2 separate regions of the Homo sapiens genome follow, and region 2 is linked to region 1. Evidence: read pairs that join two places in POLR2A ChIA-PET (ENCODE). Cell type or tissue: A673. All regions are shown on one strand. Links, peaks and the distances in the headings refer to the core of each region. The heading gives the core; the rest is flanking DNA. Region 1 overlaps RPL34-DT (RPL34 divergent transcript). Region 2 overlaps RPL34-DT (RPL34 divergent transcript).

Region 1 (12,356 bases), core at 2,432-10,431:
AGCTTTGTTCATTTTGCTCAGGATTGCTTTGGCTCTTGGGTTCTTTTTTGATTCCACATGCATTTTAGGACTGTTTTTTCTAGTTCTGTGAAAAATGATGGGATGTTATCATTAAAATTGCATTGAATCTGTAGATTGCTTTGGTCCATATGGTCATTTTAACAATTTTAATTCTGATTCATGAGCTTGAGATGTTTTTCCATTTGTTTGTATTATCTTCAATTTCTTTCATCAGTGTTTTGTAGTTTTCCTTGTAGAGATCTTTCACCTCTTTGGTTAAATATATTCCTAGGTTTTTATTTCTTTCTTTGTTTTTGTAGCTATTGTAAATTGGAATGCCTTCTTGATTTCTTTCTTGGCTAGATCATTATTGATGTATAGAAATACCACTGATTTTTGGGCATTGATTTTGCATCCTGCAGCTTTACTGAATTCATTAATCAAATCTAAGAGTTGTGTGTGTGTGTGCACGCGTGTGCATGTGTGTGTGTGTGTGTGTAGTCTAGTTTTTTCTAGGTATATCATATCAATAGCAAAGAGGGACAATTTAACTTCCTCTTTTCCATTTTGGATGCTGTTTATTTTTTTCACTTGTCTGATTGCTCTGGTTAGGACTTCCAGCACTGTGTTGAACAGGAGTGGTGAAAGTGAGCATACTTGTCGTGTTCTAGTTCTTAGAGGAAAGGCCTTCAACTTTTCCACATTCAGTATGCTGCTAGTTGTGGGTTTGTTGTATATGGCCTTTCTTATTTTGTGGTATGTTCCTTCTATACATAGTTTGTTGAGAGTTTTTTTTGTTAATCATGCAGCCATGTTGAATTTTATTAAGTGATTTTTCTGCATCTATTGAGATGATTATGTAGTTTTTGTCCTTCATTCTGTTGACATGATATATCATGTTTATTGACTTGCATATGTTGAACCATTGTTATATCCCTGGTATAAATCTCATGTGATCATGGTATATTATCTTTTTGTTTTTTGTTTATTTGTTTGTTTGTTTGAGACAGGATCTCCTTATGTTGCCCAGGCTGGAGTGCAGTGGTGTGATCTTAGCTTATTACAGCCTCAACCTTCTGGGCTCCAGCAATCCTCCCACGTAAGCCTCCTGAATAGCTGGGACTACAGGTGGATGCCAACACACCTGACTAATTTTTGTATTTTTTGTAGAGATGGGGTCTCACTATGTTGCCCATACTGGTCTTGAACTCCTGGGCTCAAGTAATCCTACCACCTTGCCTTGGCCTCTGAAAGTGCTGGGGTTACAGATGTGATAATCCAATAGCAAATCCAACAGCACATCAAAAAGATAATACACTCTGCCAGGCCCTGGGGTATTATCTTTTTGATGTGCTGTTGGATTTGGTTTGCTAGTATTTTGTTGAGGATTTTTGTGTCTATGTTTATCAGAGATATTGGCCTGTAGTTTTCTTTTTTGTTGTCTCCTTGTAGTTTTGATATTAGGGTGATGCTGACCTCATAGATGAGTTAGGAAGAATTCCCTCCTCTCTGATATTTTGAAATAACTTCAAGAAGATTGATATTAGTGCTTTGTACATTTGGTAGAATTCAGCTGTAAATCTATCTGGTCCTGGGCTTTTTGTTGTTGTTGTCTTACTCATTCAATCTTACTACCTGTTATTGGTTTGTTCAGGTGTTCTATTTCTTCATGATTGAATCTGGGTAGGTTGTATGTTTTCAGGAATTTATCTGTATCTTACAGGTTTTCCAGTTTGTCAGTGTATAATTGTTCATCGTAGTCTCTGATGATCTTTTGTATTCCTGTGATGTCAGTCGTAATGTTTCCTTTTTCATTTCTGTTTTTGTTTGGATCTTCTTTCTTCTTGGTTAGTCTAGCTAGTGGTTTATCAATATTGTTTATTTTTTTGAAGAACCAACGTTTCATTTTGTTAATCTTTAGTATTTTTTTAAGTCTCTATTTCATTTAGTTCTGTTCCAATCTTTATTATTTCTTTTCTTCTGCTAATTTTTGATTTAATTTGTTCTTGGTTTTCTAACTCCTCAAGGTGCATTATTAGAATGCTCCTTTGTAATTTTTCTACCTTTTTGGTGCAGGCATTTAGTCCTATAAACTTCTCACTTAGCACTGCTTTTGCTGTATTCCACAGGTTTTGGTATGTTTGATATTTATGTTTCATTTGTTTCAAGAAATTTTTTGATTTCTGTTTTGATTTCCTCATTGGCTCAATGGTCGTTCAAGAACATGTTGTTTAATGTCCTTGTATTTGTCTAGTTTTGAGAGTTTCTCATGATATTGATTTTTAGCTTTATTCTATTGTGATCTGAGAAAATACTTGATATGAACTTGATTTTTAAAAATTTTCTGAGACTTATTTTGTGGCCTTACATATAGTCTGTCTTGGAGCATGTTCCATATGCTAATGAGCAGAATGTGTATTTGGCAGTTGTTGGATAGAATGTTCTGTAAATGACTAAATAAAGCCTACTTTAAGTTCAATTTTTTGTGTCAATTTTCTGTCTAGATAAGCTGTGTAATGCTGAGAGTGGGGTGTTGGGAAATCCCCCACTATTCCTGTACTACAGTCTATCTCTCTCTTTAGATATAGGAATATTTGCTTTATGAATCTGGGTGTTCCAGCCTTGGGTGCATATATGTTTAGAATTGTTGTATTCTCTTGCTGGATTGACTTTCACTAACATATAATTATCATCTTTGTCCTTTCTTTTTTTTAACTGTTCTTGACTTAAAGTCTGTTTTATCGGATATAGCTGCTCCTACTCACTTTCGGTTTCCATTTGCATGGAATGTCTTTTTTCATCCCTTTGCTTTCAGTCTATATGTCTTTACTAGTGAGATGAATTCCTCAAAAGCAGCATATAGCTGAATCATTTAAAAAATATCAATTCAACCATTCTGTATCTTTCAATTGGATAATTTGATCCATTTACATTGCTATGTGAGGTTTTGTTCCTGTCACATTGCTAATTGTTTTCTGATTTTCAATATATTCTTTGTTAATTTTTTTTTCTGTTATTGTTTGTCATTGTGGTTTGGTGGGTTTCTGTCATGGTACCATTTGAGTCCTTTCCTCCACTGTGTGATTTCTTTACCAGTGAGATTTACAGTTTGATGTGTATTCATGATGGCAAATGACATTCTTTTGCTTCCAGGTTTAGGATGGCCTTGAGCATTTCTTGTAGAGCTGGTCTAGTGGTAATGAATTCCCTCAGCATTTGCTTGTCTAGGAAAGACTTTAATTCTTCTTCATTTACAAAGGATAATTTTGCTGGATCTAATATTCTTGGCCCTGACCCATGTTCAATTTCTGATATTCTTTCTTCTGCTCAATCTAGTCAGTTGATGAAGTTTTTAGATGTATTTTGTATTTCATTCAATGAACTATTCACTTCCAGAATTTCTGTTTGGTTCTTTTTAAAAATGTCTATGTCTTTAGTAAATTTCTGATTCATATTCTGAACTGTTTATCTGACTTCTTCAAGAATTCTCTTGTATCTCACAGAGCTTCTTTAAAATCAGTATTTTGAATTCTTTATCTGGAATTTTATAAATTTATTTATTTTTGAGATGTCATTCTGTTGCCCAGGCCAGGGTGCAGTGGTGTGATCTCAGCTCACTGCAACCTCTACCTCCCAGACTCAAGCAATTCTTCCTGCCTCAGCCTAACAAGTAGCTGGGATTACAGGCACCTCCCACCATGCCCAGCAATTTTAAAAAAATTTTTAGTAGAGATGGGGTTTCACCATGTTGGCCAGGCTGGTCTCAAACTTCTGGCCTCAAGTGATCCACTGGCCTTGGCCTCCCAAAGTGTTGGGATTACAGGCATGAGCCCTGAGCCCAGCTTATAAATTTCTTTTTGATTGGGATATGTTGCAGGAGAATAATTATGTTCCTTGCGAGGTTTCATATTTCCTTGCTTTTTTATGTTGATATTTGTGTATCTGGTGTAACTGTTGCTTCTTCCAATTTTTTGAAATTGCTTTCTTAGGGAAGGACTTTCTCCTGAAGGTGTATATAACGTTGTTGGTTGGGTAGGGCACTTTGGCTTTTCTTTTGGGAGCATGCAGTATTGTAATTTCTGTATGACTTCTTTGGCTATAAACAGTATCAGTGGTATCTGTGATTTACTCAGTGGCTTATGATGTGGTTATTATTTGAGACTGTGATGAAGTTTTGCTGGGGAGTAGGATGCCATGGGCCAGTCACCAGGTCTCAGTGGTGGTAGTGGTGAGCTTAGCATGCCTGTTCTTTGGCTTCAAGGCAGCTTGTGCCGGCACTGGTGTTATTGGGTCCAGGAGGGTTGATCCTTGCCTCTAGGTGGCTTGGGAGGGTGCTGGTAATGCCAATGGCGGGGGAGGGGGGGTTGCTGGGCATGTGAGCAAGTTCTTGGGCCCTTGGAAGCTGGTGTGATATGGGTGATGGCAGTGGCGGTGATGGAGCATCCCCATTGGAACCCACACTGTGGCCTGTGAGAAAGCCCAAACTAAACCTGTGAAAGACTATGTGGAAAGAGAGAAATGCCCAGCAACCCCCAAGCTGTTCAACTCACCCATCTGAGATAATAGACATTGAGAAATAGAGACAATCTGTCTCCTCTGTGCTCCATCCAAATTCTTGGAATCAAAAGATATAGTTGCTACAAGTCACTAAGTTTTGAGATCTTTTCCATGAAGCCACATAAAACTGTAACATTTAGGAAATAATTTGAGACCTTGAATGTCTTGAAATGTCTTCTATTTATCACTTATTTAATAGTTTGGATGGATATAGAATTCTTGATTATTAGATTTTTTCTTCAGAACATTGAAGGTATTGTTCTGTCGTCTTCCAGCCATTAGACACCTCAGTGGCATAGAAAAAGGCACATATTACTTCAGAGATTCTGAGGGTTTTCTGAGCTATGTGATAGAAAATGAGGCAGAGATCAAGTATATATTTCTTATTATAATATTGCACTCTAGTTCCTCCATCTACTTCCTAGTTTTCAAAATTGTGTTGTTCTATCCCTCTACTACTGTCATTCTCTTGTAGATTAATTCCTTCTTAAACCATCTACTATAATATTAATAGGATTAGGGGAAACAGTGGTTGTAATTGTGTGTGCAGGTAACCTGTATTTCTGTTTTGTATGCTGTATTATTTAGAATTATTTGTTTCACATTGTCTCCCCTGTGAAATTGTAAACTCCATGATTAGGGACCATTTTCTTTTTCACTACTGTATCCTCATCTCCTAGCACAGTGCCTGGCACGTAGTCGTTATTTAATAAACACCTCTTAAATAAATGAATAGAGAAATGCCCGAGGCAGGAGACAGGAAAGGTGACAGGGACAGACACATCAAAATAAAACATTATAATATCCCTCATCATTTTGTCTAGACCAGTGGTTCTTAAAAGAGGGTGACTTTACCACCCAGAAGACATTGGTAATGTCTGAGGACATTTTTGATTACCAAAATTAGAAGGTGGGACAGTTTGCTATTGACATCTAGTGAGCAGTGTCCAGGGATTCTGCTAAACATCTTACAATGCACAGCTCAGCTCCCTGCAACAAGGAATTATACACTCTAAATGTCAGTAGTGCTGAGGCTGAGAAACCCTGGTCTAGACCAAGCTCTAATATATAGCTAATATTTATAATTTGGTATTTCTTAAATACGTGGCCCATTTTCAAAATACCACAAGCGTGGGTCAAAACTTCTATCTATATGCCTTTTTTGGTGTATGGGCTCGGTGGAGAAGTACTAGGTTTGAGTATCCTATGGCTCACCCCTTTATAGCAGTTCATTTTACATATTCCCCACCTTTTTTTTGAAAGCTAGGATTAGTGGATAAGGAAAAGAGTAGGAAAGAAATCCACAGAGTCCCTACTTAATTCATTAATTTTCTTCCTACCTTCAGTTGTAAGTAGATTTAATGGTGTCTTACATTGTTTCTCAGCTGTTCCCCTATCTTCTCAGAGAAAAGTGCCTACCAGGCTGTTCACAATAACCAAACAGGGTAATCATAGCACTCTAAGACTAGAAGGGGCCTCGTTTTAAGATAAAGTAATTATGCCTTATGTAGCTAGCTCAATACAGAACTAGAATAAAAATTTGGGTTTGTACTATAAGGTAGCTGTATTCTGTTGTAGCATGTTCTTCGAATTAAAAACAGCAGCCACAAAACTCTGTTGACCTCACAAATCTATCTTCAACAACGCAGTGAATAAAATGCTTACCCTATTCTACTTTCATAAAAACTGAAATCACCTGGGGCGACCATTCCATGTTATCCAACCATACCAAATGCTACACCACAGACAGTTGATTATGACCTTGCAGAGAAAGCATGGATTTGTAGTTATACGTTGTGACATGCAGCACATTTGGGAGTCTTGCGTAAGCTATGTTTTGATGACAGCTATGTTTGCAGAATGAATTCATTCAGGCTAAACTCAGCAGTTAGTCATGGTTGGTTATTTAATGCTTTACTACTCCCCAACTCCACCTCACTCTTCCAAATTCATCATTTAAGTCCAGACAAAGTTGGCACAAAAGGGAAGTTGCGCCTTCTCCTCTGCAGTTCTTGTTCCACTAATGACTTGCTATAAATTCAAAGCTAACCATTTTGCTTTTGTTACTCTCTCTCTAGAAGCTGGATAATAATATGGCCTCCTTCCTCATTTTCTTCTCCCAGAGTTTTTTTTTTTTTTTACATGAAGTGGAGTGCAGTGGCACGATCTGAGCTCACTGCAACCTCTGCCTCCTGGGTTCAAGCGATTCTCCTGCCTCAGCCTCCCGAGTAGCTGGGATTACAGGCGTGTGCCACCACACCTGGATAATTTTTTTGTATTTTTAGTAGAGACGGGGTTTTGCCATATTGGCCAGGCTGGTCTCGAACTTCTGACCTTAGGTGATCTGCCTGCCTCAGTCTCCCAAAGTGCTGGGATTACAGACATAAGCCACTGCACCTGGCCTTCTGCCAGAATTTCCGAAAGCCCGTAACACAAAAGTTCTTTGACATCTTCAGATAAATGAAAGCCCTGAACCAAATCCATGTAGTCTCTGACTGCTTCTCCCTTCACAGCTCTGTATCATGAGAGTTCAGTCATTCCTTTCTTTTCTCACCTTGCCTAAAGGTGTCCTCTTCCTCCAGGCTCTGCAGTACTTCTCTAAGCCCGAATATTTAACCACACTTCTGGGCTGGGTTTTTTAACAGAAGTCACTCAGCCTTCTCATTGGGCCACAGACTGGAGTGGATAATCCGCCATCATCTGTGACCACGGAATAGCTTTTAAGCTCCTTTCATCGCCAAGAGGGAGCCTGGATACTGGCTGCTTTTCTATCAATCCCCCGCTGAGCACTTCCTCCTTCCTCATTTATGTTCATTTTCTTGTATTATTTATGTACGTTACTTTTCTCCACTAAATGTAGTTCCTTGAGGACAGGACTCTATCCACAGAATCGCCATGACAGCCAACTCTATGGTTTGTCCCTAATGGATTTAATTAGTATTTGTGCTAGAGTGATAGGGGAAGTTATAGCAGATGTGCTCTATGCCCTGGTCCTTATTTCCCTTTTTACCTTATTTATCTGGTGACTTCCTATTTATGTAGCTAGATCAGGGGGCATTCATTTCTTTAGGGGTTTTCAATGATGAGATCAGAAAGGAAAAAATGCAAATTCTTGCAAAATAAATTTAACATCACATTTTTGTCCTAAATATTAAAATGGGAAAAATTTTTAAGGATAAGCAAATAGGTAGAATCATTTTTTCTCCTTCCTCCACACTTTCCCTACCAGGTCAAGATCCCAGCAACTAAAGATAAAGAGTGTGGGAGGAGCAAAACAGTTTAAGAAATTAGTCTGGCCAGGAGCAATGTCTCATGCCTGTTACCCCAGCATTTTGGAAGGCCAAAACAAGAGGCTCACTTGAGGCCAGGAGTTCAAGACCAGCCTGGGTAACATAGTGAGACCTTGTTTTGATAAATTTTTTTTTTTTCAGTTAGCCAGGCATGATGGTGTGAGCCTGTAGTCTCAGATCTTCAGGAGGCTGAGTGGGGAGGATTGCTTGAGCCCAGGAGTCTGAGGTTACAGTGAGCTATGATTGCACCACTGCACTCCAGCCTGGGCAACAAGGTGAGATCCTGTTTGTAAAATGAAAAAGAAAAGAAAGACATTAGTTTGTCTGTGGACCTTGTCTCCTGCCCCAACCCCCAGAGAGCTTAAGGATATCCCTGATCTGAGTTCACCTGGTCTTTCTGATCTCTTCTGGAACTCATCTATGACTTAGAGAAAGAGGATAGAGATAGCATTGAGGGTAGAAGGAGCACAGTGAGTGCCTGTGACAGTTCAAGGTTCTTTGGGGAGCCCAGAGGACTATAGATGACTGATCTTCTGGTTCTGTAAGAAAGTCCAAGAAAATAGGGACAGAAGGAGAGGTGAAAAAGGAGAGAGAGTGGGGGAGAGGGGAAGATGAAAGGGGAGAGAGAGAGAGACAGAGAACCCACTACCCAGGAAACACATAGAAGGAAAAGGGGAAAGAAATAGAGAAAAAGGAGAGAGAAGAAAAGGAGAAAGGGAGAGAAAGAAATGGATTACCTTCTTTACCTGGCTTGAGTTGAGATTTTCTACAAACCAGGAAAGGGTCGTCCGAGAGATATGTAGTAAGTAGATCAAAACTGTTTCGTAGACCTGAAACAATTGGTTGTCAGCAATATTGTATCATTTAACCTAATATCACAGGCAAGGCTGCATGGTAACTTTCAGGAGCAGTAGGCACTTCCTCCTTAGAAAAAAAGTAAAAAGTATATTTTATGACCAGGTTAGAATAAAGGTGAATGTATTAACATTACCCATTAAAACATGTTCTTTGACCTAAAACTTTATTTTTTCCTCCGGATTTCTAAAGAAATAAAAATCTGTCCATGGGCCCTAAACATATTGTGAGTCTCTAGTCGCTGTGCCCTTTGTGCCTGCTGGGGATATTGGCCCTGGCAACAGGATGAACATGGACCACTGGAGCCTGGAATTCTGCCACTGAGAGATTCCCCGGGAGCATGGCTTTCTTTTCTTTCCTGGGTTCCGTGGATTCTCTCCTTCTCCTGAGGTATGGTATGCTAGTCCCTCTTGCATTCCTATAAAGAAATACCTGAGGCTGGGTAATTCATAAAGAAAAGGGGTTTAATTCACTCATGGTTCTGCAGGCTGTACAGGAAGCATAGCAGCAACATGGGCTCGACTTCTGATGAGTGCCTCAGGAAGCTCACAGTCATGGTGGAAGGTGAAAAGGGAAGCCAGCATATCACATGGTGAGAGCAGGAGCAAGGGAGAGAAGGGGGAGGTCCTAGACTTTTTTTTTTTTTTGAGACAGGGTCCCACTCTGTCACCCGGGCTGCAGTGCAGTGGTGCAATCATGGTTCACTGCAACCTCAACCTCCTGGACCCAAGCAATCCTCCCACCTCAGCCTCCCAAGTAGCTGGGACCATAGGTGGGTGCCACCATGCTCAACTAATTTCTTTTTTGTTTTTGTAGAGACAGGATCTCACTATGTTGCCCAGGCTGGTCTCGAACTCTTGGACTCAAGTGATCCTCCTGCCTTGGCCTCCCAAAGTGCTGGAATTACAGGTGTGAGCCATTGAACTTGGCCTCCAGACTCTTTTAAACAACCAGATCTTAAGTGAACTAACTGAGCAAGAACTCACTCATCACCAAGGGGATGGCACTAAGCCATTCATGAGGGATCTGCCCCCATGATTCAATACCTTCCACTAGGCCCCACCTCCAACATTGGAGGTCATGTTTCAACATGAAATTTGGAGGGGACAAACATCCAAACCATGTCATATAGGTTTCTCCTGCATTGGCCTTTACACAGGTAAATAAATGCCTCTAATCTCGAACCCCAATCAGAAAGTCCCTCATGTCATTAGTAAGGATAATTCCATTTCAACTGGGAACTAATTGTAAATGCAGGGCTTTCATGCTGCTATGTATATTAGCTTGACAATCCAATTGAGAGCTGCCCACTCTAATATTAAAAAACAAGCAAAACCTCAAAGCATCACTCTCACCATATGGATACAGAGCTCCTGACCACCATGCACATTGTGGCTAGTGACCAGGGAAGGGAACTAAAAGCTCGTCTTCATTGTTGGGTGCATTCACATATTGGCAAGCTTGCAGAACTCCCACCCATTTCCTTCTCCACTTATTGCCCTATTAAGACTGTGGCAGAAAACACATCGGATCCTGCTCTGAAAACCACAGGGGCTCATAGGAGTGAGTGACATTTTATTTCTCTGCCTTTCAGGAATTAGCCTCCTTACTGTCAGACCAGCCACAGAACTTCCTCCCACTTATCCCTTAGATGTCAACTACCCACACTTCAAATCACCCTGGAGACTGATGTGACTGGGATGATTTGACTGCATGTAGGTCAGAGCTGCCTCCAGGCAACTTGTGGGGCCAAGGCTCTGTGGCTAGAAGGAAGTGAGCATTAATACATCACTTAGAACAGCAAAAATCATCATCTGAAGATCATCATCTGAAAAGATCAGCATCAGAAGAGCTGTGAATATCACCGATCTGATAATTGGGTATTTTTGGTAAAACACACACACACACACACACACACACACACACACACACACACGCACAGATGCACACAGCCCTGCTTTTATGAGAATTGAGCTTAAATAGATGTGGGTGGAGGTTTTACTGAACTGGATATTTCTTAACTTTTGGAGTACAACACCTAGTCTCCTAATTCCTGTCCTGCATAGCGTGCTTACACAGTATTTTAAAATTAGAGATAATTAAATTTGATTTTGTTTCAATAATTATTTTGACAGTTTTAAAATATCTTTTGGAATTGTTTGTACCATTCCAGTCCTTTTCAAATCCAAGACTGAAATGAATTTTTCTAGCTATTTATCCCATCTTTGAGTTAAGAACATAGGTCCTTGCGTTTCAGTTTAATAGGTGATTCTTTAAAATTTGTTTATTTATTTAGAAGCAGGGTCTCACTATGTTGCTGGCTGGTCTTGAACTTCTGGGGTCAAGTGATCCTCTCACCTCAGCCTCCCAAGTAGCTGGGATTACAGGTGTGAGCCACTGCACCTGGCTCTAATAGTTGATTTTTGAAACCATATGGAACATTTCAAGTTAATAAAAATTTTTAATTAAAAAATATGTGCACAATTCACAGATGATCAGTCTTTTGGAATTATTATAGAATATTTTTGACAATAAAACTATGCTGAACTCAATCTTTTCTTAATGATTATGAAGATATTTTCTGATTGCAAAACTATGAAAATTAATGGTCATTGTGATATTGTTGTGAGTCTAGGTCAATGTGGAGTTCTGGAGACAGAATAATACCTAAAGTAGATCTGTTTTTTACTTTGGGAACTGATTATAACACCTGGAAATTATGTGTTATATTATTTAATTAAATGAGACAATGTATATAAATAAACCAAGCATTGGGGCTTGGCACATAGTATTTTTCAGTCAATGAGAGAAGAGTTTGAATATGAAATTTTTTATGCACTGGGGAGTAACTTCCTAGATCTATTTCTCTATGTACTTCCTCTCTGTCAATCTCACTCATTCAACAATACTTACTAAGCATATACTATTAATATTATATTGCATTGATTCTAAATCAGACACATAGTCACATTTTATTAACTCTAAAACTGTGATCAGTTTTAACATTGCTGGTGGCTTACAAATACTGTCAGCTAGAAGCAATCATGATGTACTAGTTGGCTATTCTTTTTGGTGGCACAATTGGATAACTGAGCCCCTTCGTGTTTCTGTCAACTGACGTTTATGTTTGAGGAAGGCACATGAATCAGGGCCATTGTTTGAAATCTAACCTTTGGCAAAAATCGGTAAGGAACTAGCCCTCAAACTTGCCTAATGGTAGGTGTCAGCGGCTTGGATGAAAATTCCCAGGGATAATAGAGGAGTACTCTTTTAAGAAATAGTGTAGCACCAACACTCTAGATGGTACAGAAGATGGATACTGTGGGAAAGTCAGGGACACTGATCACTCTATTTGAAAGGTAATTCAGCAAATTTAGACTCACACATATAAAGAAGTTTAGAAAATTGAACCAATTACTTTTGTTTATATTTTTCTTTTTATGTATGTGTAAGAGATAAGATAAATATCTGTGACTAAATATGTCTCTTATACCAAATAGAAAAATATATCCAAGAAGAAATTATAATGTCATTGTTTTATTAAGCATTATGTCATGCTTTTTGGAGGCATTTCCACCCTTTTTTATCTTTCTTAATGGTATATAAAATTGCAGTGCATTTCACCATCAGTGGTTCATTGGATTCGGTGAAGTC
Region 2 (12,356 bases), core at 2,712-10,711, 59 kb before region 1:
GAAATATGCCATCGCCATCCAGGCTAAAAGCCCTGTGTCATTTCTGTCTTCTCCCTTTCCGGGCTCCCTCATTAGCCACCCTCTTTGTTCAGCTATCTTTGGCCTAGTCCTCTAACTGGTTTTCTTAGGTCAAGTCTTCCTCTTCAATTATATTCTATACCGGTGGTTCTCAAATTTTAATGTGCAAACAAATTGCTTGGGGCTCTTGCTACTGTACAGGTTTAGATTCTGTGGGTCTGGGATGGGGACCTGAGATTCTGCATTGCTAGTAGGCTCCCAGGTAAAGCCCATGCTTCTGGTCCTTGACCACTCTTTGAGCAGCAAGATTCTACAAAACTCTGACAGGCACATTTTCTTTAAAACACTGATTTTAACCATGTAACTTTCTCATTCAGACACTTTAAGTGATTTTCAGTGCTTACAGTTAAATACAGATTCCTTGGCATGGCATTCAAGGTCTTCCTAATATGACCACAACCTGCCCTTCTAGGCATATCCTATACTTTCCCATCTCCAGGGTTTTGTTTTTGTTTTTTCTTCTTTGTGAAACACCTTTGTCTTTGGAAATTCTAACAGTGCCTCAAGGCGTATTTCAAATTCCACATCCTCAATGTTGGCCCACTCAATAAGACATGAGCTGTCCTTCAAACTCTTCCTCTCATATCTTTTTACTTTTTTTTTTTTTAAACTGGTTTCTTGAGAAAGGACAGATGTTTTACCTCTTTCTTGCTATGTAGTATCTTCAGTCTCATATAATTGCTATTAATATTGCGATTTCTCCCTGTTCACATACAGAATTGTGAGTTATGTAGGAGTAGGGACTGTTCCTTGTCTTTGTATTTTCCCGAAGTGCAGGTGCAGAGCACAGAGTATGTATCTCACAAATATTTCAGTTAAACTGAACTATGTAAGAACATTCTCTCCATGGTCATTCCTACTCTTGCAAATTTGCAGCATCTCTGAAATCCTTCAGAATAGCTCACGGATCCTGATTTTTTGCTACTTTATTCATTCATCAACTTACCGATTTACTCATAAGCGTTTGAGGGTTCTTTTTGTGTCAGTGCAGTGCCAGGGACTGGAAATATTGAAGTAAAACTACAGTCTTTCACTCCTAAGCTCCGATGATTCCCCCTCCCCACATTTATGTCCTGCTCCCCCACTTCTATATTTACTAATGTCAACCCCAAAATATAAATTATATAAGCGATAATTCTGGCCGGGCACAGTGGCTCACGCCTGTAATCCCAGCACTTTGGGAGGCCAAGGCAGGCGGATCACTTGAGGTCAGGAGTTCAAGAACAGCCTGGCCAACATGGTAAAAGCCCATCTCTACTAAAAATGCAAAAATTAGCCAAGCATGGTGGCAGGCACCTGTAATCCCAGCTACTTGGGAGACTGAGGCACAAGAATCGCCTGAACCCAGGAGGCAGAGGCTGCAGTGAGCTGGAATCACGCCACTGCACTCCAGCCTGGGTGACAGAGTGAGACTCCATATAAAATAAAAATAAAAATAAATTATATAAGCAATAATTCATATATTTTTTAAAAAACCAAAACTCTTCTTGAAAATTCTTATAACTGTTATAGGCTCAAGCACCATTACCTCAGAATATGGACTTCCATGAATCCTGAGAGACTTTCTGCTGAATCTGGGCCTTGCATTCATTTTCCTCTCCAAAGGATTTAAAAATTCTTAAAGCCTTGGCCATTCACTACATTTCTCACCTCACTCCCACCCCCCAGTACCCATTTTTCAGCCTTGCATCAGTTCTCAAACTGTTGCTTCTACCTGATCTAATCTCTCTGAGGGGAGGGCACTTCAACATATTTTAAAAACTTACCCCTTCGTTTATTCTGTTCTCTTCCTCTGTCTTTTCTATTTGTGTTTTGTGCCCCTTACCCTACCCTGATTTCCAGCCTTAATCCCTATACCCTACCAAATGCAGACGGAAAAAACATTTTTTAAAAACTTCTAATTTTGTGTCTTTCATAAAGATTCAGTCAAGAATAAACCACAACAAGCAAGTGTGACAGAAATGTGCAGGAGTCTAATTGTCTAAACTAATTAAAAGAGACCAAAAAATTATATCATGGTTCTTTAGTTGCAGGCAACAGAAGCCAACTCTGGGTAACAAGCAAAAAGGGAAGGAGAAGGATGCAAGGGCTGCTCAGAGAATAGATAATATAATAAATATTAATGACAATAATATGAGACTGAAGACACCACATGGTAAGAAAGAGGTAAAACATCTGTCCTTTCTCAAGAAACCATTTTTTTGTTGTTGTTTGTTTGTTTTTTGTTTTAGAAAAAGGTAAAACAGGTATGAGAGAAAGAGTTTGAAGGACAGCTCATGTCTTATTGAGTGGGAGAAGGTTAGATAGCCAACATTGAGGATGTGGCATTTGAAATACGCCTTAAGACACTGGTAGAATTTCCAAAGGCAAAGGTGTTTCACAAAGAAGAAATAACACAACAAAAGCCTGAAGATGGGAAAGTATAGGATATGCCTACAAGGGCAAGTTGTGGTCATATTAGGAAGACCTTGAATGCCACGCTAAGGAATCTGTATTTAATTTGTAGACACTGAAAGTTGCTTAAAGTGTCTGAATGAGAGAGTTACATGGTTAAAATGTAATTGAATTTTGGAAAACAACGATGGCACCAAATAAGAGAGTGATCCTTTAGTGCCCATGCTAGGGGAACCTGCTTTGGTCTAAATCTTATTCCATCTCCTAAAAACTGATTTATAAGTGGAATGATGCAAAGAAGGGAAATGATTACAGCTGATCCATTTCCCTTGGAAACACTAGCTATCGATTCCTTTATCCCCAGAGCTGTCTGTCTGGTATAATAAATATTAATAACAATAATATGAGACTGAAGATACCACGTGGTTAGGAAAGAGGTAAAACATCTGTCCTTTCTCTTTTTTTTTTTTTCTCAAGAAACCAGTTTAAAAAAAAAAAAAGTAAACAGGTATGAGAGGAAGAGTTTGAAGAACTCATGTCTTATTGAGTAAGAGAAGGTTAGAGTAGCCAACATTGATTCTTGTTCTTCTTGAATCCTGGCTGTTCAGCTTTTCCTCCACTGATTTTTATCAGTGGAAGCCAAAGAACTCTAACTGATGCAAGAGACAGTTGCAATAGCAGGTGCTCACTAGAGGTTTGCTCATCATCCATGTGGTTTATCAGATATGAGCAGATGAGTTTTTAACTCTATCACAGCTCTAAAAGATCTACTGAGAAAAACATCCTTAAAGAAAAGGCAGTCAAAGAAAGTTCTAATGGCAATATTTATTAATATTACTTAAAAGGCCAAACTCTATAGCCGATAAGATAAAGCAAAGGGAAAGTAAAGAAACTTTTGTTGGGATGTTTTAGGCTGATATATTTATATCAGCATACGAATGAGTGATTCAACCTACTAGTTATTGAGGAATATTACAAAGCAAAAGCAGTGTGGTTCTGGTGTAGGAACAGATGAACGGAACAGAGGGAGAGTTCAGAAATAGATCTGTGTGCATATGGGAATTTGATATACAATAAATGTGGTAAAAATGGAAAAGAATGCCTTGTTTAGAATATAGTATTGGGAAAACTGGCTCATCATCTGGAGAAAAAGCTGGACTTTTACGTTACACTATAGAAAGATGGACTCTAAATGAATTAAAGACCTAAATGAGACAGGTGAGTATTCAGAACCAGAAGAAGAAAATAAAGAATTATCTTTGTGGAGTTTATTAAACCATTGAAGTACAAACAATAAGTGGAAAATTGATGACTTAGCTACATTAATGTTACAGCATTTTTTTCAGCAAAGGTTACCAAAAACAAAGTTAATAGACAAGGAGAAGATAGTTGCAGCATCAAAAACAAAGGATAATATTTACATCAGTGCTGTCCACTAGAAATGAAATGTGAGTCACATATGTAATTTAAAATTTTTAGTCACATTAAAAACTAAAACCATTCTGGCCAGGCATAGTGGCTCACGCCTGTAATCCCAGCACTTTAGGAGGGTGAGGTGGGTGGATTGCTTGAGCTCAGTTCAATACCAGCCTGGGCAACACGGTGAAACCCTGTCTCTACAAAAAATACAAAAAAAATTAGTCAGGCATGCTGGCTCGCACCTGTAGTCCCAGCTACTTGAGGGTCTGAGGCTGGAGGATCACTTGAGCCCAGGAGGCAGAGATTGAAGTGAGCTGAGATTGCACCACTGTACTCCAGCCTGGGCAACAGAGTGAGAACCTGTCTCAAAAAAAAAAAAAATGTATAAAGTCATTGTTTCTGATTTTTATTATGAAGAGTTTCAATTTCAACATAAATTGTTGTTCCTGTCTGGCTAAATCACTAATAAGCTCTTCCTTTCTTTTGGAGTTTAAAATTTAGCTCTTTCATATGTAGTGTGATATCTGTGAGAAAACATAAATCATATTGTCATTTTGTCTTTGATTATTGAATATTCCTTCCAATTCAGGAACATATTAAATTGGAGTTAAAAGTACTTTCTAAAAATTCTTGGCCGGGCGCAGTGGCTCACGCCTGTAATCCCAGCAATTTGGGAGGCCGAGGCGGGTGGATCACGAGGTCAGGAGATTGAGACCATCCTGGCTAACATGGTGAAACTCCATCTCTACTAAAAAAAAAAAAAAAAAAAAAAAAATTAGCCGGGCTTGGTGGCGGGCACCTGTAGTCCCAGCTACTTGAGAGGCTGAGGCTGGAGAATGGCGTGAACCCAGGAGGCAGAGCTTGTAGTGGGCTGAGATTGTGCCACTGCACTCCAGCCTGGGTGACAGAGCGAGACTCCATCTCAAAAAAAAAATAAAAATAAAATAAAATAAAAATTCTTCCACAACTATTATCAATGAGCACAGGCAGAGAACACAAGATTAAGAAAATCAGTCTTAATTCTATCAGTCTATTTCTTTCAAAAGTTCCATAACTTGGCAATGATTTATAGCATTAGTGTATAGATACTAAATGACATTTATTTATTTATTTAGAGGCAGTCTTGCTGTGTCACCCAGATTGGAGTGAAGTGATGCGATCTCGGCTCACTGAAACCTCTGCCTCCTGGGCTCAAGCGATTCTCCTGCCTTAGCCTCCCGAATAGCTGGGATTACAGGCACCCGCCACCATGCCGAGCTAATTTTTGTATTTTTAGTAGAGACTGGGTTTCACCATGTTGGCCAGGCTGATCTTGAACACCTGACTTCAGGTGATCTGCCTGCCTTGGCCTCCCAAAGTGCTGGGATTACAGGTGTGAGGCACCACGCCTGGCCCTAAATGACTTTAAAGTAATTGTACTCCATAACAGTTTTCATATGGTGTGCTTTAAAAAACTGAGCACAAAGATTTTCAATACATATCATACAGTGGAACAAAGCAATAAATGAAATAGAAATCTCTTGTCTTACCATTCCAACAAATCTGGATTTTTACCTAACATATATGGGCCACCATCTGTCATTATAGGCACAAATTCTTCTTTGATGGTTATAAAAGATGAAAAACTGCTCCAGAAATTTAGGTGTTTTTAATTCAAATTTAATAAAACTTCATAGTTTTGGAAGTCCTTTGAGACACAAATATACCCAAAGTATTAATAGACATTGTCATTTTTTTGAGATAGAGTCTCACTCTGTAGCCCAGGCTGGAGTGCAATGGTACGATCTTGGCTCACTGTAACCTCCACCTCCCAGGTTCAAGTGATTCTCCTGCCTCAGCCTCCCGAGTAGCTGGGTTTCCAGGTGCCTGCCACCACGCCTGGCTAATTTTTTTTTTTTTTAATAGAGGCGGGGTTTCACCATGTTAGCCAGGCTGGTCTTGAACTTGTGACCTAAGGTAATCCACCCGCCTTGGCCTCCCAAAGTGCTGGGAATGCAGATGTGAGCCACCATGCCCGGCTGACATTGTCTCTTATATCACATCATCCATTTTAAAGCTAAAGAAAAGTACTTGTAATTTTTTAAATTGTTAATCAATTGATCTTTGATACTGTATCGTTGGAAAGTTCTTGTAATCTATGGGCCATTTTTTAATGGCTTAGTTGAAGGTCTTTCACTTTTTGTAAAATATCTTCTTTAGTCTTTTTCTCATAATTTTCTAGCAAAATTTCCACAACTGAAATAATTTGTTTTACTATCTGACTTAAAATGACTTTCATTTTTCATCCCTCCCTTTCCCCTCCCTCCCTCCCTCCCTCCCTCCCTTCCTTCCTTCCTTCCTTCCTTCCTTTTCTGTTTCCTTCCTCCCCTCCCTCCTTTCTTTCTGTAAGAATCCAACACATCTTTTAGCTGTCTAAAATTACAAGCTCAGGGGCCAGGTGCGGTGGCTTATGCCTGTAATCCCAGCATTTTGGGAGGCTGAGGTGGGCAAATCAACTGAGGTCAGGAGTTTGAAACCAGCCTGACCAACATGGCAAAATCTCATCTCTACCAAAAAATACAAAAAAATTAACCAGGCCTGGTGGCGTGCACCTGTAGTCCCAGCTACTTGGGAGGCTGAGGAATGAGAATCGCTTGAACCTGGGAGGCAGAGGTTGCAGTGAGCCAAGATCGTGCCACTGCACTCCAGCCTGGGCAACACAGCAAGACTCTGTCTTAAAAACATAAATAAAATAAAATTATAATCTCAGATCCTGTTAAGAAGCATTAAGGATTTTTTGGTCGTATATTCAACTCCTATTTTGAACTACAATTTTGATTTCTTTTTTGACTTCCAAGGGGAAATGTCTTACCAAATTCATTATGTATTTACTTAAAATGTCTCTTAATATTGTCTAATTTATTGCTTAAAATATTTTTTACACACAAATAGCTTTTTTCATTTTGCTGTGTTACAGCAAATTGCAATTTCCATTCATCGTAGAATTTGTGACATGCTTTCTTTCAGTCCTTTTCTTTTTTTTTTTTTCTTTTTTGAGACGGAGTCTTGCTCTGTCCCCCAGGCTGGAGTGTAGTGGTGCGATCTTGGCTCACTGCAAGCTCTGCCTCCCGGGTTCACGCCATTCTCCTGCCTCAGCCTCCCGAGTAGCTGGGACTACAGGCGCCCGCCACCACACCTGGGTAATTTTTTGTATTTTTAGTAGAGACGGGGTTTCACTGTGTTAGCCAGGATGGTCTCGATCTCCTGACCTCATGATCCACCCGTCTCGGCCTCCCAAAGTGCTGGGATTACAGGCGTGAGCCACTGCGCCCGGCATTTTTTTTTTTTTTTTTGAGACGGAGTCTTGCTCTGTCCCCCAGGCTGGGGTGCAATGGCACGATCTTGGCTCACTGCAACCTCTGCCTCCTGGGTTCAAGCGATTCTCCTGCCTCAGCCTCCTGAGTAGCTGAGATTACAGGCACCCGCTACCATGCCCGGTTAATTTTTGTGTTTTTAGTAGAGATGGGGTTTCACCATATTGGTCAGGCAGCTCTCGAACTCCTGACCTCAGGTGATCTGCCCGCCTCGGCCTCCCAAAGTGCTAAGATTACAGGCGTGAGCCACTGCACCCGGCCAGTCCTTTTCTTTTAATAGCCCAGTTGTAGTACTAGTTTCTGTATCTCCACTTTATTCTGCATTAGTGGTATGCATTCATTTTATATTTAAATTTGGTTCATTTTTAAGCTACACAGGAAGGGGAACATCACACTCTGGGGACTGTTGTGAGGTGGGGGGAGGGGGGAGGGTTAGCACGAGATATACCTAATGCTAAATGACGAGTTAATGGGTGCAGCACACCAGCATGGCACATGTATACATATGTAACTAACCCGCACATTGTGCACATGTACCCTGAAACTTAAAGTATAATAATAGTAATAATAATAATAATAAAAACAAAGAAAAAAATTAAAAAAATAAAATAAAAATGATTTTATTATGGTTACAATACTGGGTATTTAAATTTAATTTCTTCTCAGACGAAGGAAACTAAGAGAATTACCAGTTGACCTACCTTTAAAGAATGACTAAGGATATTCTTCAAAGGAAATGATAGCAGCAGGCATAGAACTTTAGAAAGAAAGAAAGAACAACGGAATGAGAAAAAATAGGGTAACTATAATAGAATATTTTTTATCTCTTATGTTTTAAAAATTATGTTTAATGGTTTAAATTTGTTTCCTATTGCAGCTCTAACAAGTCACTGCAAACACAAGGGCTTAAACAATACAAATGTATTATCTGATAGTTCTAGAGAGCAGAAGCACAAAATGAGTCTCACTAGGCTAAAATCAAGGTGTCAGCAGGGCTGCATTCCTTCTGGAGACTAGGGGAGACTGCATTTCCTTGTCTCTCCCATTTTCTAGAGGACAGCTGCTTTTGTTGGCTCATGGCACCTTTTTTCCACGTTCAAAGACAGCAGTGTTGGTTGAGTCCGTCTCACACTCACACTGCTACCTCTCTGGTTTTCTTTTTTGTCTCTCTCTCCCACACTTATGTCTGTCTGTCTGTCTGTCTGTCTGTCCGTCTGTACATTTGTGTGAGATGGGGTCTTGCTATATTGCCCAGAGTGGCCTGGAACTCCTTGGCTCAAGCAATCCTCTCACCTCATCCTCCCCAGTAGCTGGGACTCTGGGCATAGAACTGACTGCTCTTCCACTTTTATGAATCCTTACGACTATATTGGGCTCCCCTTGATAGTATAGAATAATCTCTCTTTTTAAAGTCAGCTGATTAGCAGCCTTAATTCCATCTGCTCCCTTACTTCTCCTTTGCCACATAACCTATTAACTGTTTTGGGTTATTAGGATGTGGACATCTTTGAGAGTGGGCATTATTCTGCCCATCACAGGATTAAAAAATTATAATACCAATTGGATGTGATATTCAATGTATGTGGAGGAAATACTTAAGACATTATGTTTAAGAGGTGGGGAGGGATAAATTGCTAGGGAATTATGCTGAATTAAAAAAAAGCCACCTATAGGTTGTATACTGTGTGATTTCATCTTTCTAACATTTTGAAATGACGAAATTTTAGAAATGGATATATATTGCCAGGATAAATGGTTGCCAGAGGGTGGGGGCAGGGGAAGGTAGGAGGATGTGGTTATGAGAGCAACACAGAGGATCTTTGTGTTTTGGAACAGTTGAATATCTTGATTGTAGTAGTGGGTACATGACCTACATAGGTGATAACATTGTATAAAACAATATATAAACACATAATAAAAATAAAGACAAAAACAGAAAACAATATATAAACACACACACACACACAAATGAATACCAGTAAAATTAGAACATCTGAATATAATCAGTAGATTGCATCAATTTCAATATCCTGCCTTTTTATGATTATTTGATAATTTCTGAAGGGATGAGAAGTAATGGATTTAATTTGTACATTATTCCAAGTTTCTCTGCAGAATGCAGGATATTTTAGGATATTAGTCATCTTGTTAGTCTAGAATCTTAAAAAGTGGTTGGCAGAGGTGGGAGGGAGGTGGATGTGGGTGTAAAAGGCATCAGGTGGGCTCCCTGTCGTGTTGGAACTGTTTAGCATCTTGACTGTGGCAGTAGATACACAAACCTGCACAGAAGATAAAAATATATGGAACTTGGCCGGGTGTGGTGGCTCATGCTTGTAATCCCAGGACTTTGAGAGGCCAAGGTGGGTGGATCACCTGAGGTCAGGAGATCGAGAACAGCCTGGCCAACATGGTGAAACCTGTCTCTACTAAAAATACAAAAATTAGCCGGGTGTGGTGGTGGGAGCCTGTAATCCCAGCTGCTTGAGAGGCTGAGGCAGGGGAATGGCTTGAACCCGGGAGGCAGAGGTTGTAGTGACCCGAGATTGTGCCACAGCACTCCAGCCTGGGCAACAGAGGGAGACTCTATCTCAAAAAAAAAAAAAATATATATATATATATATACACACACACACACACACACACACGTATATATACACATATACATATATATAATATATATATGGAACTTAATACATCACACACATGCAAATGATTCCAATGGGAAATCTGAATATGATCTGTGGATTGTATCAATGTCAGTATCCTAGTTATACTGTTATGATACAGTTTTTTAAAGTTTTACCATTGAGGAAAACTGGAATCAGCATATAAGGAATCTATCTCTGTTATTTCTTACAACTGCATGTGAATCTACAATTAGCAGAACAAACATTTCAATTTAAAAAAGTGAAAGAGTGAAAGGACCTAATGGAAGTAAGGTTTCTACACTCAAAGTGGTAAAATGTCAACGCTGTTAGACTGTGATAAATTATGCAAGTATATTGTAATACCTAGGGAAACCATTAAGAAAACTATTCAAAGAAATATACTCAAAAAACTATAAAGTCAAAATGTAATTCTAAAACATTTTCAAGTGACCCACAGAAAGGTGAGAAAGGGGAAACAGAGGAATGAAAAACAGAGGGAACAAACAGTAAACAATTAATAAAATAGCCAACTTAAGCCCAGCACACCAATCATTACTTTCAATATAACTAATCTAAATACGCCAATTAAAAGGCAGAGATTGGCAGGATGGATAAGTTTAATTATGAAGGATGGTTTAAGTAGGTATCACTATAACTCTTGTTGTTTGCACAAAATATTCAAATAAACACATTGCAGTGTTACATAGTTCACAGAAAAAAATCATTCAAACCAAATCAGTCCATTGGTACTGGCTACATTGGTGATGTTTTTATGTATAATACATAAGAAATAATACATAAGAATATGTTATGTATAATACATAAGAATATTATGTATAACACATAAGAAATAATGTATGTATAATATATATAATGTATAAGAAAAATGTGTACTATAATAAAACAATAACAATATCTTAACATAAGTTAAAGTAAAACGTACATTTACCAAAATGCTGCTTCAGTTTTAAATTTAAATTAAATGGAGTGAAATGAAATGAAAAATTCATTTCTAGCTGCATTTCAAGTGCTCAATTGTCACAGACCCAGCGTAGACATAGAAATCCTATATAGCAAAAACAACCCAAAATTTAAAAAAAATAAAAATGTGTAAAGCATATTAATAGGTAATTCAGTGACAAAGACATTCACTAGTAATCTGAAAGTTAATTAAAATTCTACATGGGTTCTGAGAGCTTTTACCCTTAAGTAATACATATCAGTTAAATTCACATTTCCTCCACCAAAGTAGTCTCTTCGTCACACTTATCATCAAGGGGAAAATAAGTAGCTAGGAAGTGCAGTCCTACTCTGTGCTGAGTAAAAGGTCTGGAAATATTTGCAGAATAGCATTATTATCTACATAAGCCACATATGAATTTTTTTTTAAATATTTGTGAAGTGGAGAATTGAAAGCAATCTAGCTGTCTCTCACCAGGTGGATGGCACTTTTTTTTTTTTTTTGAGATGGAGTTTTGCTTTTATTGCCCAGGCTGCAGCGCAATGGTGCAATCTCAGCTAGCTCACTGCAACCTCTACCTCCCGGGTTCCAGCGATTCTCCTGCCTCAGCCTCCTGAGTAGCTGGGATTACAGGCATGCACCACCACACCTGGCTAATTTTGTATTTTTAGTGGAGACAGGATTTATCCATGTTGGTCAGGCTGGTCTTGAACTCCTGAACTCAGGTGATCCGCCCGCCTCGTCCTTCCAAAGTGCTGGGATTGCAGGCATTAGCCACTGTGCCTGGCCGGCACTTTTAATTTATGTTAATTATTGCTACCATTCATTGAGAGTTTAATTTGTGACTCACTGTCCTAAGATTTTACATTTAATTTTTTTTATTTTTTGAGATGGAGATTCACTCTGGTTGCCCAGGCTGGAGTGCAGTGGTGCAATCTCGGCTCACTGCAACCTCCGCCTCCCAGTTTCAAGCCTCGGCCTCCCAAAGTGCCGGGATTACAGGCGTGAGCCACCGCACCTGGCCAAGATTTTGCATTTATTAATCGTATTTAACCACCCTATACATCCATGAGGTGGATATACTGATAATTTTCCTTGTATTACATTAGGAGTAACTTGCCCAGGATCACCCCTCTGTTAAGTGGCAGAGCTGGAACTTGAACTCACTATTTTCTGACTTTATAACCCATGCCCTTTTATCCTTTAGGCTGTACTGCCTCTTTTGATCAATTTGCCCCATTCATGGTTATGCATGCTGATGGAGACTGCTTTTGAAGCTTCTTTATTGAAGGAGCGGGAGAAGAGTAAGAAAGTTGGAGCAGACTAAGAAGACAGGAAAGAAAGAAAAGCAAAAGTAAGATAGAGGTCAGTGAGAAATGAGTGACAAAATGGGTGTTGGTTACCTCACAGGTTTTTTAAATTTCACAAGGCCCTACTCTGTCTTTGTCATTCTGTCCTCCAGATTTCTTGCTGGTGGCTCTCCTTGTCTGAACACAACCACAG

The links. ChIA-PET counts read pairs that join two places held together with the same protein. Peaks named below come from ENCODE experiments on the same cell type or tissue, not always from the same donor. Only the 100,000 strongest peaks of a DNase experiment are listed, where the experiment ranks them.
Region 2: POLR2A ChIA-PET joins it to region 1 with 18 read pairs; 3 of 35 experiments call an interaction of 5 or more read pairs at or near these places.

The regions. Positions count from the first base shown.
Region 1 is chr4:108,538,755-108,551,110 of GRCh38, reverse strand. It overlaps RPL34-DT (RPL34 divergent transcript), which reads left to right. Exons shown (of 4, transcript NR_026968.1): 3 at 8,895-9,092; 4 at 10,297-12,356. Among named protein-coding and RNA genes, the nearest start is that of RPL34-DT, 76 kb to the left of the region's middle. In A673, for the core only: no CTCF peak of the experiment used is centred there; DNase peaks (open chromatin) are centred at 6,450, 7,320 and 10,280.
Region 2 is chr4:108,598,400-108,610,755 of GRCh38, reverse strand. All of the region lies in intron 1 of RPL34-DT (RPL34 divergent transcript), which reads left to right. Among named protein-coding and RNA genes, the nearest start is that of RPL34-DT, 16 kb to the left of the region's middle. RefSeq lists an enhancer at 1-4. In A673, for the core only: no CTCF peak of the experiment used is centred there; no DNase peak of the experiment used is centred there.